Linked DNA regions of Mus musculus: all the other regions are linked to region 1. A link is a loop called in an ENCODE intact Hi-C map of the cell type or tissue named here. Cell type or tissue: left cerebral cortex. All regions are shown on one strand. Links, peaks and the distances in the headings refer to the core of each region. The heading gives the core; the rest is flanking DNA.

What was found. Peaks named below come from ENCODE experiments on the same cell type or tissue, not always from the same donor. Only the 100,000 strongest peaks of a DNase experiment are listed, where the experiment ranks them.
Region 2: it touches region 1 in a loop (3-fold over the local background); 4 of 42 quality-filtered maps call a loop at or near these places.
Region 3: it touches region 1 in a loop (10-fold over the local background); 22 of 42 quality-filtered maps call a loop at or near these places.

Annotation. Positions count from the first base shown.
Region 1 is chr9:105,493,263-105,498,252 of GRCm38, reverse strand. All of the region lies in intron 1 of Atp2c1 (ATPase, Ca++-sequestering), which reads left to right. Gm40564 (a long non-coding RNA gene) reads right to left here and starts at 2,261. Exons shown (of 2, transcript XR_871130.1): 1 at 2,178-2,261; 2 at 1,055-1,609. In left cerebral cortex, for the core only: CTCF peaks have their summits at 2,263 (motif pointing left), 3,060 and 3,578; DNase peaks (open chromatin) are centred at 2,276, 3,079 and 4,019; H3K4me3 peaks cover 2,533 bases; H3K27ac peaks cover 1,975 bases.
Region 2 is chr9:106,110,092-106,115,081 of GRCm38, reverse strand. No RefSeq gene overlaps it. Among named protein-coding and RNA genes, the nearest start is that of Col6a4, 16 kb to the right of the region's middle. In left cerebral cortex, for the core only: a CTCF peak has its summit at 2,099 (motif pointing right); a DNase peak (open chromatin) is centred at 2,103.
Region 3 is chr9:105,615,178-105,620,167 of GRCm38, reverse strand. No RefSeq gene overlaps it. Among named protein-coding and RNA genes, the nearest start is that of Pik3r4, 25 kb to the left of the region's middle. In left cerebral cortex, for the core only: a CTCF peak has its summit at 2,692 (motif pointing right); a DNase peak (open chromatin) is centred at 2,694.

The DNA of each region.
Region 1 (4,990 bases), core at 397-4,396:
GATGAAGGGTATTCTAAAGATGTACTCAAGGCTGTCTTCTATGCTTACACACACACACATACACACACACACACACGCTCACGAACATACATACATATGCATAAACGTGCTCAGTTTTTTTTTTCTTTTAAACCAACTATATGGGATGGTGAACTTCAGGGCATATATCTTTGTTTGCTGACTTTTCCTAACAATTTTGATCCTTTAGTTCAGATGATGCTAAAGGGTTAAAAGAAGACAGTAACTAGGGGAAGATTTAAAAGTAGCTCTTCTAGTTTTATTTTAAAATACACACTCCTTTATCATCTGTATTTAAATAGTTGGACAAGGCTAATTTATATCAAGTATTTGATCTTCATATACTTTTAAATGTTCAAGTTTTATTATAATATAAAAGCAGGGTAGCTCATATCCTCTTAGAACCAAGCACAGTATGAATAACATTGGAGCATCATGACCGTGCTTCCCCACGCTTCCCCCAGGAAAAGGAGCCTCGAACCTTCTCAGTCATGTGACCACTCTTCTTTTCTCATCTCCTCACCCCCACTTTCTCAGTGGTGCTCAAGTTTGAATCATCTAAGGATTCCATTCCCACCACTGAGAAACACTCTCAGCTCCTGTAAACCACATTTTGCTCTAGATGCATTTAATTTTGTAGGTTAAATATTCAACACAAAAGGAATAAGAGCCAAACTTTAGGGGAGGGTTATTTTAAAGGGGAACTTTCGGGGTTGGTCACAAGGACACTTGGCTATATTGTCTCTCATGGCCACCAGTCTCACTGTAGCTAGTCTTAATGTTTCTTCACATATTAAGGGTTCCACCTCGGCAATGCTTCTGCTTTATTATTATCTTCACGCGCCCTTTCTGTCCCTTCCGACAGTTTTACTGTGTAAGAGGAAAGAAGGAATCCTTCTGCATGTTCGTGCATTTTGCATTTACAGTTCACTATATTTTAGTCCCTCCCTCTGTCACACACCGAGGTGGGAATGGTACACAGCCCCTCACAGAAGGATCCAGCATGCACAGAAAAAGAGGAGAGCATGCTGCTCTGGCTTTAACAGTATTGATTAAAGCTTTAATATATAAATTATATGCAGATACATAATAAATGCTAACTTTTGATCACAGGAAATAGAAGTCAATGTTGCTGATCTCGGCTAGTGTGGGGCCGTGATCAGATCTGGTACAGAATAGAAAAACCATCTTAAGCAACACGCGCATCGTTTCAGCTAATTGGTCCAATAACTAACAATACAGATGTCCTAGTTTTCTTTTCTTTTGCTGTCCCAAGACATCAGAAGCAGCTAGGGAAGGAAAGGCTTATACTTTCCATCGCTGAAGCAATCCAAAGTGGGAACCTGGAGGCAGAAACTGAAGCGGAGCCCATGGAGGAGCACTGCTTCCTGGCTTGCTTCTCACGGGTCCCTCAGTTTGCCATCTTACCTAACCCAGGACCACCTGTCCATGGATAGCCCTGTCCACAGTGATCCCGGCACTCCCGCATCAATCACTTGAGAAAATTCTCCACAGACTTGACTGTAGGTAGGTCTATGTGATGGAGACATTTTCTCAGTTGAGCCTTCCATTTTACCAGATGACACTAGCCCTGTTAAGGTGATAAAAGAAACCCCAGCACAACAATAAAATTACGTTTTCCAGAAGTCTACATATGAATTCTAAGTGCTTATATAATGTGATCTACCTTGTAAACTTTGTGTTTTAAATTGTGCTTGTTGTAACATTAATATTCTGTTAAGTAATAACTACTACAAACTAATTTTAAAACTGAGCACGAGACAGCAATTTTATTATAGAAGCCACAAGCTTATGCCACGGGGCATATAAAACATCATTATACATACCAAAGTGGAGATGAATTATAGATTTCTACACTAGCCTGGCCTGGAAATTGCGGCCATCCTCTGCTTCTGTTTCCCATGAGTGGCATGAACTACTATGCCTGGCAAAAGCTCATTTTTCAAAATAGAAGACGTGTGTATGTCAACCCAGAAGCTGTCCAGAAATTTTGATCCTAAACAAGCTTAACAGGCACCCAACACAGGAAGGCAGGCAACTCGGTCCATTATGTAGAACGTGTGTTTGAAAGCATGTTATAGGACCCAATATAAAAGAGCAATTTTGTTACGGTTATTTGGTCACGGAGGAAAAAATACCTGTAGAGGCTTTTTCTTTGGAGCAGAAGGGGAGGGAGGGGGTCTTCAGAGGATGCTCCGTAACTGGCCATAGGTGTAGTTCTGCCCTCTAGTGGATATAGGTGGGAGAGTGGTTCAATGGCTTCCTGTGCTTTAAAGAGTAGCAACTATTCATTAGAAGTCTAGGGGTTTGTGTGAGGTGCTAAGTGAAAGGCTGACTTGGAAAATGATAGCAGCGGCCAAGGTAATATGGGTTTTTCGGCTTCGATGGCAGGGCGACTTGATTTCTAGATTCTATCCCAGCTATTCTGGTTGCATTCACGCAATGAAAAAAGGTCAGGGTTCCTTCCTCGAGCTGTCACTCTGAACCTTGCCCTTTCATGACACATGGGGCTTCGGAGCACACCCCTGAGCAGGAAAGAATTTTGGAAACTGGTCCCATGATGACCAGTCCTCCCAAGACCAGAGAAGCAGCCAGAGCTCGTGTTTACAAGTGAGGGTACGACGCGTGGGAGGCCGCTGACAGGAACATCAGCTTCTCTCTGTGTCGTCCGGGGAGATTGTGACGGCCGTGAGACCGGAGAGACTTCCAGAGCTGTGCAGAGAGCGCCCAGGCGACTCTGTGACCCGGCAATGGCTGTGCCTGTCTCTGCCTCGTACCCGCGGCCGCCTCGACAGAATGTGTGGCTGGATACGGGGATGGGTGTCCTTCCGCCCCTTGCGCCGCCGGGTGTGTAGAAAGCGGGCAGTCGCTATCCCGAGAGCCCTGGAGGAGCCGTGGGCCCCGCGCGCTCTCCTACAAACCCTCTGCATCCCCAGGACCACGTCCATTAGGGCTCGCAGGCTCGGCCTCACTGCACTTCCGCTCACCCGCGCCGAGAGCTGGAGTGCGCCTGCGCGCGCGCCTCTCCGGGCGGAAGTGGTAGCGACAAAGCTCGGTGGGCGGCGGGCTGGGCAGTGCAGGGAGCGCCGGGCGGCGGGGAGGGGCGGAGCGGAGCGCAGGAGGCGGAGGCGGGAGCAGAGCTGCTCGGCCGTGCGCGGAGACGCGCGGAGCCGGCGGGCCGAGCTTGACGGGCCCTTCGCCGCTCCTCCTCTCCCCTCCCTGCCGCCGTCCTGCTCCTTCTCCTCGGGACGTGTGGCGCCGCTGTGCTGCCAGCAGCTCCGGGTCGCCCGAGGCGCGTGGGGCGCCCCCGCAGCCCCGCGAGTGAGTCCTCGCAGCCTGGAGGGAAGGGGAGGACGTCTGGGGTGTCGGGGAGGACTCGGGTGTCTACTCCTGCCCCTATTTCCAGAAACTTCCAGGTCCAGAGGGAAGGGGGCGTCCAGGGAGGGGGGGAACGTCTCTTGCCCGTAGGGCGCCTCTCGGGCGCCGCCCGGCTGGCGTGTGTGTCGCAGGCGCTGCGGGCGGCGCAGGGGGTGGGCTAGGGTGGTGGCGGCTGGGCGAGGGTCGCCCTGCTCCTCTCCCCTCTCCTCAGCTCCGCTTCTCCTGGTTTCTCTTGCAGATGCTGCTGCTAGGGGTGGTGGGAGCAGCCGTGGGACGCGTGGCCGGGAGCGGGGGTGACAGCCTGGGATTCCGGGGTCTTCTCTTCCTTGTCCTCCTCTCCTCTCTATTCCCAGTGTGGCCGTGGCTGACACTAAAGACTTTGTAGCCATCAACCAGAGTGCAGTTTCGATGGAAAATGAAGGTAAAGGCCCCTGGCAGATGGGTTTGTAATACAAGAGTTGAGGGTGTGGTTTGCTTTTTAAGTTGTCTGTCTTTTCCCACCTTTTTATTTTCCTCATTTTATGTAATTGTTTTTTTTTTCTGCCCTTTGCATGTGAAATGTCTGAGGATTTGGTTCCCTAAGGGCATGTAGCTTTTATTTTGGTAATGTGGGCATTGCCGGGTTCTGCGGGTGACAGCTTGAGTCTGCTTTCCTGGGAAATTGTTATTTTCTTGAGCATAGGGAATGGAACGGAAGTTTTCATTTGAGATAGCATCTGTGCACATCCTTATAGCTCTTTGAAAGGAATCTGTGGATGTGAAGTGGAAAGGGGAAGAGAAAGCAGTGGGTCGAATCTCTGTATATTTGCATAGCAAGCTTTGTTAGAGTGTGTGACGGAATTAAAAAGATTTTTAAAATAAATTCTAGCTTTGGCAAAAAGCATTTTTGAACTCAGATTAAGGAAAAAAAAAAAACAAAACACAAAAAAAGCCAAAAACAAAAAACCCTAACACTGGAGTTTAATGAAATTTTCTGAGAGTTTCCTGTCTTAAAGTCCCGCCCTATTTCAAAACATCTTTGGGAGGTTGACAGTGGAACCTGTTTGTCCCCATTACACATTGTGTTTGGATGCATTTGTCTGTCACGTTACTGGACCACTTTGGCCTCATTCAAATACTGCTTCTCATTTATAGCACTTGGATTTTAAAAAGTATTGAATAACTGAATAAATGATATTTCTTCCCTCTTGAACTAACCATGTTTATTGTTTATGCTGACTTCTGGCTTATGTGTAATATTCTTTCTTTTTTCCCCCCCTCCTTTTTTGACTGGACTGCAAGATGCTAGAAAAGGTACTTGACAAATCATTTCTCCCCTGCCTCCCCCCCCCCTTGAACTGTTTGCTTTTAAAATCTTTATCGCATACACAGGAGCTGCAGTTAAGCTGCATGCTTTTTCCTCTGTTGAGAATGGAAGCTTGATTGGCTAAGTAGGACTTTAAATTTTAAAATAGGTGTTTCTTGTGGATGTCGTAATCTGTTGTGCTATTGGAGAACCATGGCATATGTAGGGGATACGATGAGAGGCAGGGTTAACTTGCCCAGGTTCATTCTAGAGGGATAATTGGTGGAC
Region 2 (4,990 bases), core at 408-4,407, 620 kb before region 1:
GAAAAGAGCATCAGATCTCGTTCTGGGTGGTTGTGAGCCACCATGTGGTTGCTGGGATTTGAACTCAGGACCTTTGGAAGAGCAGTCGGTGCTCTTACCTGCTGAGCCATCTCACCAGCCCAGGCCACAGATTTTAAGAGTTCTACTTTTACAACTTGAGTCCTACGGATTGAACTCATCATGGCTTGGTGGCAATCACCTTTGCCAACCAAGTCAGCTTACCAGCTGTTTTCTTCTTAAAAACAATTTGTAAAATGTACTCATTTATTTAACACACACAAGTGTGTGTGACTGAGTGTGTACATGTGTACCACATGTGTGGAAGCTGCAGAGATAAGGAGTCTCCTGGAACTGTAGTTACCCAGGGTTGTGAGGCTTCAGTAGGTGCTGGGAGTTGAACCCGGGGCCTTTGCAAGAACAGCAATCACTCTGGTTGGGCAGGACTATCCTTTGATCTGAACTGTCATCATTTTCAGGAATTGTGCTGGGCCTGTTGCGATTGTCACAGCCGGACCTGTTGATTATTTACCATCCCGCTTAGAAGGGGGTTGTTGGGAGAGTCAAGGGACCCTCAGCTGAATATCCCACGCAGGTGTATGCAATTTCCCCTTAATTGCATTTGGTCTTGGGGGAAGGGCTAGAGTGGAGAACAGTGAGGGGACACTGGCATCCCTGCTGGATGCAGACCTTCTGGTGCGCCGTTTTAAGGTTATCCACATGCACGGCCATTATCCCACACCTTCCGCTATGTAAGTATGATTGATAAAGTCATTGGTACTTCTGGGTGAGCTTTGGTGGGATTTGGCCTTAGGAGGAGGGGTAGACATTTGTCTCTCTCAGGGAAGGAATTTTAGCAAAAGCTCCTAACTGCTGAGCCACCTCTCAGGCCTCAATGTCCTCCCTTTTAAGGCTGGAAGATATTCCATTGTGCATACATATAGTTTTGTTGTTGGTTTTGGACACAGGTCTGCACTATGTAACCTTTGCTGTCCTGTAACTTACTAGTTTATGGGCAAAGCTAGCCCTGACCTTAGGTAATTTTGTCTCTGCCTCTGGAGTATGAGACTACAGGCTTGTGCTGTCATGTGCCGTTTGGCTAACGATTCCTAAAATGTGACCTCCTGGGCCAGCAGCCTTAGTGGCACCTGGAGCCAGGATGGCAGTGCAGACTCCAAGGTCTCAGAGATCCTGGAAGTGGGGCCCTCTCATCTGTGCTCTAAGAAGGTCACAGGGCTCAGTGATAGAACACCTGCCTAGCACGTGTGAGGCTCTGGATTAAAACCAAGAATCAAAGATGAAACAAACACCCCTGACAGTTCTCCAGGTGACTCTGAGTCACGTAGGCTAGTGAGACTCTGGCAGAGAGCATGGGGGTGGGGGTGGGGCGCACATTTCATTGTTGTTGCATCCTTGGGACGTAGATGCTCAGGGAATATTTGTTGAATGAATGCTGATGTTTATGCAGTGCTTTTCAAGCTAGGATGAACTTTTAAACACTTTAAAAGCATATGCTTGGTTAATCCTTGTGCACTGTGCTGAGTTAGGTCCTAGGGCCATTTCATTTAAAAATTGGGGAACCATAGAGAGACTGGGTGACTAGCTGAAAGTCAAAGCTTAGTCCCCCTTCTGCCTGGTGGTGCAAGATTGGTAGATGACACACTCACATATTCCAAACTTCGGTAAAATGGGAAGGAGTCTGGAAAATTGGCACCAGACAGGGCTGTAGGCAGCTCATAGAGAATAGAAGCAGACATAACTGGTGCATAACACCACTTCCCCTGGGCTTTCAGAGGGAGCAAGATGCACAGATACATGTCTCAGCCTCTCCTTGCTGTTCGTTCTCTGAGGCATCCCGTCTGTTGCTCTGGGCTTGCTGTACTGTGGGGTGGAATGCATGGCAGCTGAAACCCATCTTGTCCTCCTCATAGTCCCAGAATCATCTCCCAGATAGAACACCCATCCCCAGCTTCTTGCGTATAAGGCTCTGCTCTAAGTGAGACACCCGTATTCTTCCAATTTGGAAAAGGAGGAAAGGGGATGTTGGGGGAGACATAGCTATTGCGGGAGGACACGTCTTCTGCTCTGCACAATGTGGCCAGCAGATGGCAGTGTGTCCACATCCTTGCAACTGCATCCAGCTGTCTGAATTCAGGTCCAAGCTCAAATCAGATAAAGAGAGCTTTCCTCTTGCTCCTGGGGAGGCTAGCTCTTCCATTCCAGCTTTTGAATGAGCTTTACCGAGAGGCAGATATCTTTTGTGCTCAGAAGCCCTGGCGAGAAGCTGGAATTTGCTCGAAATTTAGCCTTTATCTTTTGGACTCTGAAAAGGCCTGCTTAGAAAACTCTGCCAGTGGCCTGTGCTGGTTAGATCATAGAGATAGTGCAGCTGCTGAGTCCAATGGCCAGCTGACCTGTTCATCTGGTCAGTACCATCTCATCTACCAGTAAAAGGAAGAAGCAAACAGCTTTTAAAGAGCAAGGAAGACTTCCTTTTGAAAGGATCTTATGATTAGTTTTGACTGGCAGGGTTACCTGAATTTTAACGTTTTATTAATATCCTGGAGTGTAAGGTTTTGTTTTTTTTTGTTTTTTTTTTGGAGACAGGCTTCACATAGTACAGGCTGTCCTGAAACTTGCCATGTATCCCCATGTGGCTTTGAACTCATTATCATCTTCTTCTTCTTCTTCTTCTTCTTCTTCTTCTTCTTCTTCTTCTTCTTCTTCTTCTTCTTCTTCTTCTTCCTCTTCTTCTTCCTCTTCTTCTTCCTCTTCTTCCTCTTCTTCTTCTTCTTCTTCTTCTTCTTCTTCTTCTTCTTCTTCTTCTTCTTCTTCTTCTTCTTCCTCTTCTTCTTCCTCTTCTTCTTCCTCTTCTTCCTCTTCTTCTTCCTCTTCTTCTTCCTTCTTCCTCTTCTTCTTCCTCTTCTTCTTCCTCTTCTTCTTCCTCTTCTTCTTCCTCTTCTTCTTCCTCTTCTTCTTCCTCTTCTTCTTCCTCTTCTTCTTCCTCTTCTTCGTCCTCTTCTTCTTCCTCTTCTTCTTCCTCTTCTTCTTCCTCTTCTTCTTCCTCTTCTTCTTCCTCTTCTTCTTCCTCTTCTTCTTCCTCTTCTTCTTCCTCTTCTTCTTCCTTCTTCTTCTTCTTCTTCTTCCTTCTTCTTCTTCTTCTTCCTTCTTCTTCTTCTTCTTGAGACAGGGTTTCTCTGTATAGCCCTGGCTGTCCTGGAACTCACTTTGTAGACCAGGCTCGCCTTGAACTCAGAAATCCACCTGCCTCTGCCTCCCGAGTGCTGAGATTAAAAGCGTGTGCCACCACACCCGAATTGAACTCATGATCTTCTTGCTTCTGACTCTTGAGTGCTGAGATTATAGACATTCACAACCCTATTTGTCTATGGAATAGTGTTCTGTGCAATGTAGGAGGTTAAGAGAGAGTCAACTGCACAGAACATTTGTTAAGTAAGCTGGTCATTAAGATGGCTGAATGTAGACAAGTAGATGTTAGGGACTCAACTTCTTGCTAAAGAACAAAGTTAAAAATATAGTTCAGGGGCTGGCCAAAGATGGAGTTTCTGTGGCCAGCACCCACCTCGGCCAGCTCATAACCATGTGTACTCTGGCTCCAGGGGATCCCATGCTCTGGCCTTCAAGGGATTTGCGCTCATATGCACACACTCTGACAGATAATTAAAAAATAATGAAAGTAAATTTCAATTTGGCTTTTAAAAACAGATTTATTTATTTAAAACCTACTTGTGTAAGTGCTTGCCTGCATGTATGTATGTGCATGTATGTGTATATGGCTGGTGCTTGCAAAGCCCAGAAGAGGGCATCAGACACCCTGGGACTGAAGTTATAGGTGGTTGTGAGCTACCTTGTGGGTGCTGGGAACTGAGCCCAGGTCCTCTTGAAGAGCAGTTAGTGCTCTCTTAGCTCCATAAAAATAAAACTTAAAAAGCAAGCACGCAAACAAAAACACAGAAGACAAAACAGAAGAGAAATCTGTACCTCCAGTAGTCCCCCAGAACCAATAGGGTAGCATGGATACCAATTTACTTATGATGCTAAGAAGTTTTATCTTTTGTAAACCAAAGGATGTTAAGTTGTATGCTGAGTGGTTTTAGGTCTGAGACAATGAATGGTAAGCCAGTCAAGATAATGGAGTTAAATGGTTCTATTCCCAAGCCTTATCTGTGTTAACTCACTCCAAGGTCATGGTGAATTTATGCTATTGATTAGAACTGTTACTTTCACTGAACAGATGGGGGAGGGGGGAAAGGAACAGGTAGACCAGTTGGCCCAGGATCACAGAGCCTAAAGCAGGAAGAGTTCCTGATCTCAATAAGCTTTCTGTACTTTTTTTCTCTCTGTTATGGTTTCTTCTAAGATTCCCTCCATTTGGCTTGTAGGGAATTTAACTGTAGGCAATGACTGGAACTTTCTTCTCATCTCCACTGGCTAAATTGGAGGAAGGAATGAGTCCTGGGCTCAGGTTGTTCCCACGTGGGCTGTAGCTGCCTGGTTCCATAATAGGGGCCACACCCAGAGTTGCTTCTCTCCCCATATCCTTGCAAACTGGAAAAGTGCTTCTCAGGCTGCACTGTGTTGCAAAGACCTAACCTCCAGATCCCCCATCCCTGGGCACATGGCCTGTGGACTGTGTCTACTCTCAGGATGTATGCTCAGGATACTTCTGTCTCCCTTTTCAACCTGGTGTCATGGCCTCTGTGACTTATGAAAAGCTTACTGAATCTTCTTCAGTTGTAGGTGCAGGATTTAAAAGTAATTCCTAGGAAGAAGAAGGAGGTATCTTAGTTCTGGTCATTCCTGTTAGGGAAGGAGTTTTGAGGAAGGACAGTGTGTTTATAAATTCTTTACCTAATTGTAAATCTTCACAAATCAACCTAGGAAGGAAATGAAACCAGAACCAGAAATGGGATAACTTTGGTCTAGACCTTGACCCACTGGGAGATAATTGTTATGGAAACAGTGGACTATG
Region 3 (4,990 bases), core at 408-4,407, 120 kb before region 1:
TTGTGGTTCTATGTAAATACTATGCCATGTTGTAGAAGATCCTTGAGTAGCCTCAGTCCTTCATTTAGTAGAAGAACAACTGAATATTTATTCTTCTGTACTGTTTTTAAGGCCTGTATGTGTTGTATAGAATAGAGTTTATTCAGGGCATGTGGAGGGGAGTTAAGAGGGTAGCAGAGACCGAGAAAGGGCTCCTCTCTTGCCAGTCTTGAATAGAGTGCAAAGCCCAGAGCTACAACGCGAGGGACTCGGAAGTCCTGAGCACAAGGTAATGCTGGTCTTAAAGCAGACAAAGCTTTGAACAGCCAAGTCCTGATCTCTACAATGTTAGCTGGATTCCTGTGGTTTGCACCCACAGATCTTCCTTAGCAGATACATTACTGTTAAAAAAAATAAATAAAAGTTAACTCATTCATCTTGTTCTAGAACTTAAAGTCATTTAATTCCAGGGGACATCATTGTGCAGAGTTTGCAGTTATACTGGCGATGGCTTTTAGATTACAGTCTGACCTTTACAGTTCTCTTGTTTGTAGCAGGTGGTTGTACCCATGTGGCTTGAAAAATAGAACTAAACCCATGGCCTTTAGTTCATGTGTCTCTAGCAGCTGAGAGTGGTCTGCTGGTGGGAATGAAAATGGCCGGGAAATGTTAATTGATTCAGTTTGACAGTGCTCGCCACATCATAAATCAATAGCGCGGTGTTTGTGTGAGCGAGTGATAAAGACGGTGGTGTGGCGGAGAAGGATGGGACTTATGGGGTAGGGTACTGGGTCTTGATAATTTTGTTTTGTTTTTAACATAGCTCAGGAGGCTTGGGGTTCTCTATCCTCACAGGAAGCTTGTGTGCAGTGGGGACAGGTAGAGTGACATCAATATTGTGGACTAATTCCAATAAATATCAGGACTTAAGGTTAAAAAATATATATGTATACATGATTTCACCCAAGTGTTTTCACACACACACACACACACACACATGCATCACAAACACATTGGAAGACTTCCAACTGAAATACCTAATTTGATAGTCGTTATTTACATACTATATGGAATATGATTAGTGAAGCTCACTAGCTGATGCCATCTGTAATGTGCAGGACAGACACCATGACAGCCTTCTGTGATCTGTGACCTTCTGTGCAGCCCATGGTGTACACCCAGCATATTTTTCCACCAAGAAGGCATTTTTGTCACATCATTGTTCCACGCTCAGTGTCATGTGTTCACGTGATGCTTAGAAGAGTGTTTGTCTTAAAAATTGCTTTTTTTGTTGGGTTTGACTATTTTCTTCCATATCCTGAGATCCAAGCCCGGTGGAAGTAAACAGTCTTAAGGTAGGTCAGGAAGAGATGCCATGTTCTTAGGAAGCCTTGTACAACTCTGCCATTTATGGAAGATTGTACACAACCCTGTCTTTGTTGGTTATCTTTTTATCACAGTGGTTGTTTCTCGCAAATAGAAAGATACCAAGTTTTTAAAAACTAGCTCTCTAATAAAGATGAAGCCCCAAGGTTTCCCTAGCCCTCCACAGCATGGCCTACTGGCTGGACATAGAGCATTATAACTCACCAGTCAGCCCTCGTTCTGATGCTATTACACCCAGGATGGTGGCTGCTTCTTTTTTTTCTTCTCCTTCTCTGTATCCTTCTCCTTCTTTTCTTCTCCTCCTCCTCTTCCACCTCCTCTTCTCCTTTTCTTCCTCCTCTTCTTCTCCTTGTTCTTCCTCCTCTTCCTCCTCCTTCCCCTTCTTTTTCTCCCCCTCCTCCCTTTCCTTCTCCTTCTGATTGTGATGAACAGTGGCTTAAATAACAGCCTAATTCACTTTTAAAAATCTATCCATGTTGCTTTCTGCAGTCTAATCTAATATTAACCCAAGTCCTTCCTAATTAAACCAAGGCCATTCAATTATGCATTTTAATACTGTGATGGTTTTTAACAGTACCAAAGTGAGAGAGATTCATTAGAAAAGTACTTAAGGCAGAGGAATTCAGGTAAGCTCAGAGAAAAACAAATTCAGATCTCTTTGAATATCTTTCTTGCCTTAAATATATTGCCAGTCTCTTTAGGGAGCCCAGGAGAGTACTCGAAGAATCTCAGTGCCATTCTAACTCGATCTGACGTGTCTCAAGCCTATATATGCGATCTGGGGAGAGATGTTGGGAACACACAATTAGCTGCAGAGAACAGAGAAGCCATGTTGAATTCAACGTCAGGGGTATGTTCTTGGAATGTGTTCAGAACCTCCTTAGAGCTTTCCAGTTGTCCTCTTAGAAATAATCATATCTTTCAATACTGGAGGAGATGTGACAGAAAACACTTTCATGTTTTTAAATGTTTAAGATTAAACAGTCACAACAAATAATGTGTAATTAAAAAAGAAAGAAAGAAAGAAAGAAGAGAGAAGAAAAGAAAAGGAGAGGAGAGGAGAGGAGAGGAGAGGAGAGGAGAGGAGAGGAGAGGAGAGGAGAGGAGAGGAGAGGAGAGGAGAGGAGAGGAGAGGAGAGGAGAGGAGAGGAGAGGAGAGGAGAGGAGAGGAGAGGAAAGGAAAGGAAAGGAAAGGAAAGGAAAGGAAAGGAAAGGAAAGGAAAGGAAAGGAAAGGAAAGGAAAGGAAAGGAAAGGAAAGAGAATGACTTTTCTTCCTGGGTGATGGGAATGGGCAAAATGAGCAGAAATCCACTAGGGGGCAGGGCATCCCAGTGGGAGGATCTGAGCTGCTAGGGACAGGATTCCAGAGTCTGGGTCTTAGAGCTAGGACTCATTCTTGGATGAACTGCTCAAAACCTCTTGGACCTTAGTATCTTGTTTTCTAAAATAGAAACAAGGAGACCACATGAGACTGTGGGTACAAGAAAGCATTAGGCATATACTGTTATTCAATAACAACAAAAAAAGATGATGTTAATGACAACAATTACTAAAAAAGGCAGAGGATAGCTTGGGGGACTAGCTCAGTTTGTAGAGTGTTTTATACACTATGTGAGGTGCAAATGACTGTAATCCCATCACTACCCAGGGAGCAGGGAGCAGCTGAATGAATGGTTCAAGCCATCCTCGACTTCAGGCTCTATCCTTTATTCATCCATGACTACATTCTAAGGTTAGGGCCAGCCTGGACTACATGAGACCTTGTCTCACCCAAAGAACACAGAAAATAAAATAATGTTAGTTTTGGGGCTCAGTTGTATACAGGTTTATTGTGTCAATTTATCTTATTGAATTTACATTAGAATTTATGATGATTTATGTCTTTATGAGCCCATTTTCCCTAAGAACTTTAAGCTCCAGAGAGAATTTTTTTCCTTGTAGGAAGTAAATGGTGTTTTAGCCATTTTAATGTCTAGAACATCATTATCATATTTTTATCATTTATTTTCATTTCCTAACGGAATGATCTGCTGACGTACCAAAGGAAAAAATGGAACATAGAGATAACTTGTCTCTTAATGCCTTTAAATGTTTCCCCCTCTTAAACTTTGTGGTCTGAGGATGGTCTAGCATATTTCTCCTGGAATGTTCAATGAAAAAATGTCATCTGATGAAACATAGGAATACTGAATGCATTTTCAGGCACAGAAATTGCTTTTTATGAAATGATTACTTAAGTATAAATTCCAGTAATCCTTAGGAGCCCTTTTACAAAATAACTGTGTGTTCCAGACGCAGTAGGCAGTGCTAACTTAAGGCTGAAATAGTCCATCTCTGACAGTGAAAGGTCATCTGAATAAAGATTTAATGCCTCTGAAATTATAGTGTGAGTTAAATGGAAATATTTAATTTATAAAACCTTGATTTATATATGTTCACTCTGTTCTTAGCCTTTTGAAAGTAGCTGACTCATGCACCTGTCAGGCCAGGAAGATCAATGGCAAACCAGCCCCAGGCATTCCCTGCTACCTCAGGTACTCTCCGAGATTATAGATGCTATTCCTGCATCGTGTTTATCTCCAACATCTCTGAGATGGTCACCATCACCACCTCCAATGCTACCATTATATCCTCCACCTTGGAGAATTCCCCTTTGAAAACAAACAACCTTGCCTGCTTAGTTGATCCTGCCTGGCCAAGTAATAGAACTGGTTAGGGAACAAATTGCAATATGTTCTTATGAAACTAGAGGTGGCATGGGCCCATCTATGATATGGTCTTGCATCATGAGACTTATCATGACCACTAGACAATATAGTCAGACCAGGAAGCTGAGAAGTGTGTGTGCTCTGGAAGACCCCAAAGCAAACTTCCATCGCCAATGTACTCCAAAAACCCAGGACCTCCATAAGAAAGAAGACATCAGTTACCGGATAACGTCAGCTACAGGATAACGTAGCCTCAATTTGCTTATCTGAAGTTTTAAACCTAGTTGATAGTCAGAGAAAGGCTAGCTTCTTGTTGACAATTCAAGTTCTAGAAGGTTCTGATGCTGCTGTTTTAAAAGCCCCCTAGGTGACTCTGTCAACTCATGCTTGAGAACTACAGGCTACAGATGACCATCTCAACACACCTCTAGTCCTAGCATTGCAATGCCCTTATCCAAGTATTCTTTGATTGACTGCACTAGGACCAGAACACAAGTCCTTCAGAGTCTAGGGTGTAGCACCTGGCTCCTCTCTGCCCAGTGTAACCTCAGTCTTATCCAAATGCTAATAGGTGGCCCTGAAACATGACTGGCACAAGAACTCTGTGCCCATCCAATACTCATTTTTGTTGGCTAAGAATATCTACCAGTACTTGCTGGATAGAGCTGCAGGATATGAAGGGGTGCGGGTCGGGAGGACAGTACAGGCTTCTAAAGGAGTAACAGGATCTGCTCTGTCACTCTGGGACTATCCCAGATGACTCCATTCAAAGCTTTGCCATAATCGTCAGGGCCTCTGAGGGTCAGCACTACACCGTGGTGATAGAAGGGTTGTGTAGACCCTTCCTCCGCTCTCCATCTAAATAGGGGTACTGCGGCAAACTCACTTCAGAGTGCTCCTCCTCCTGTAACAGGTC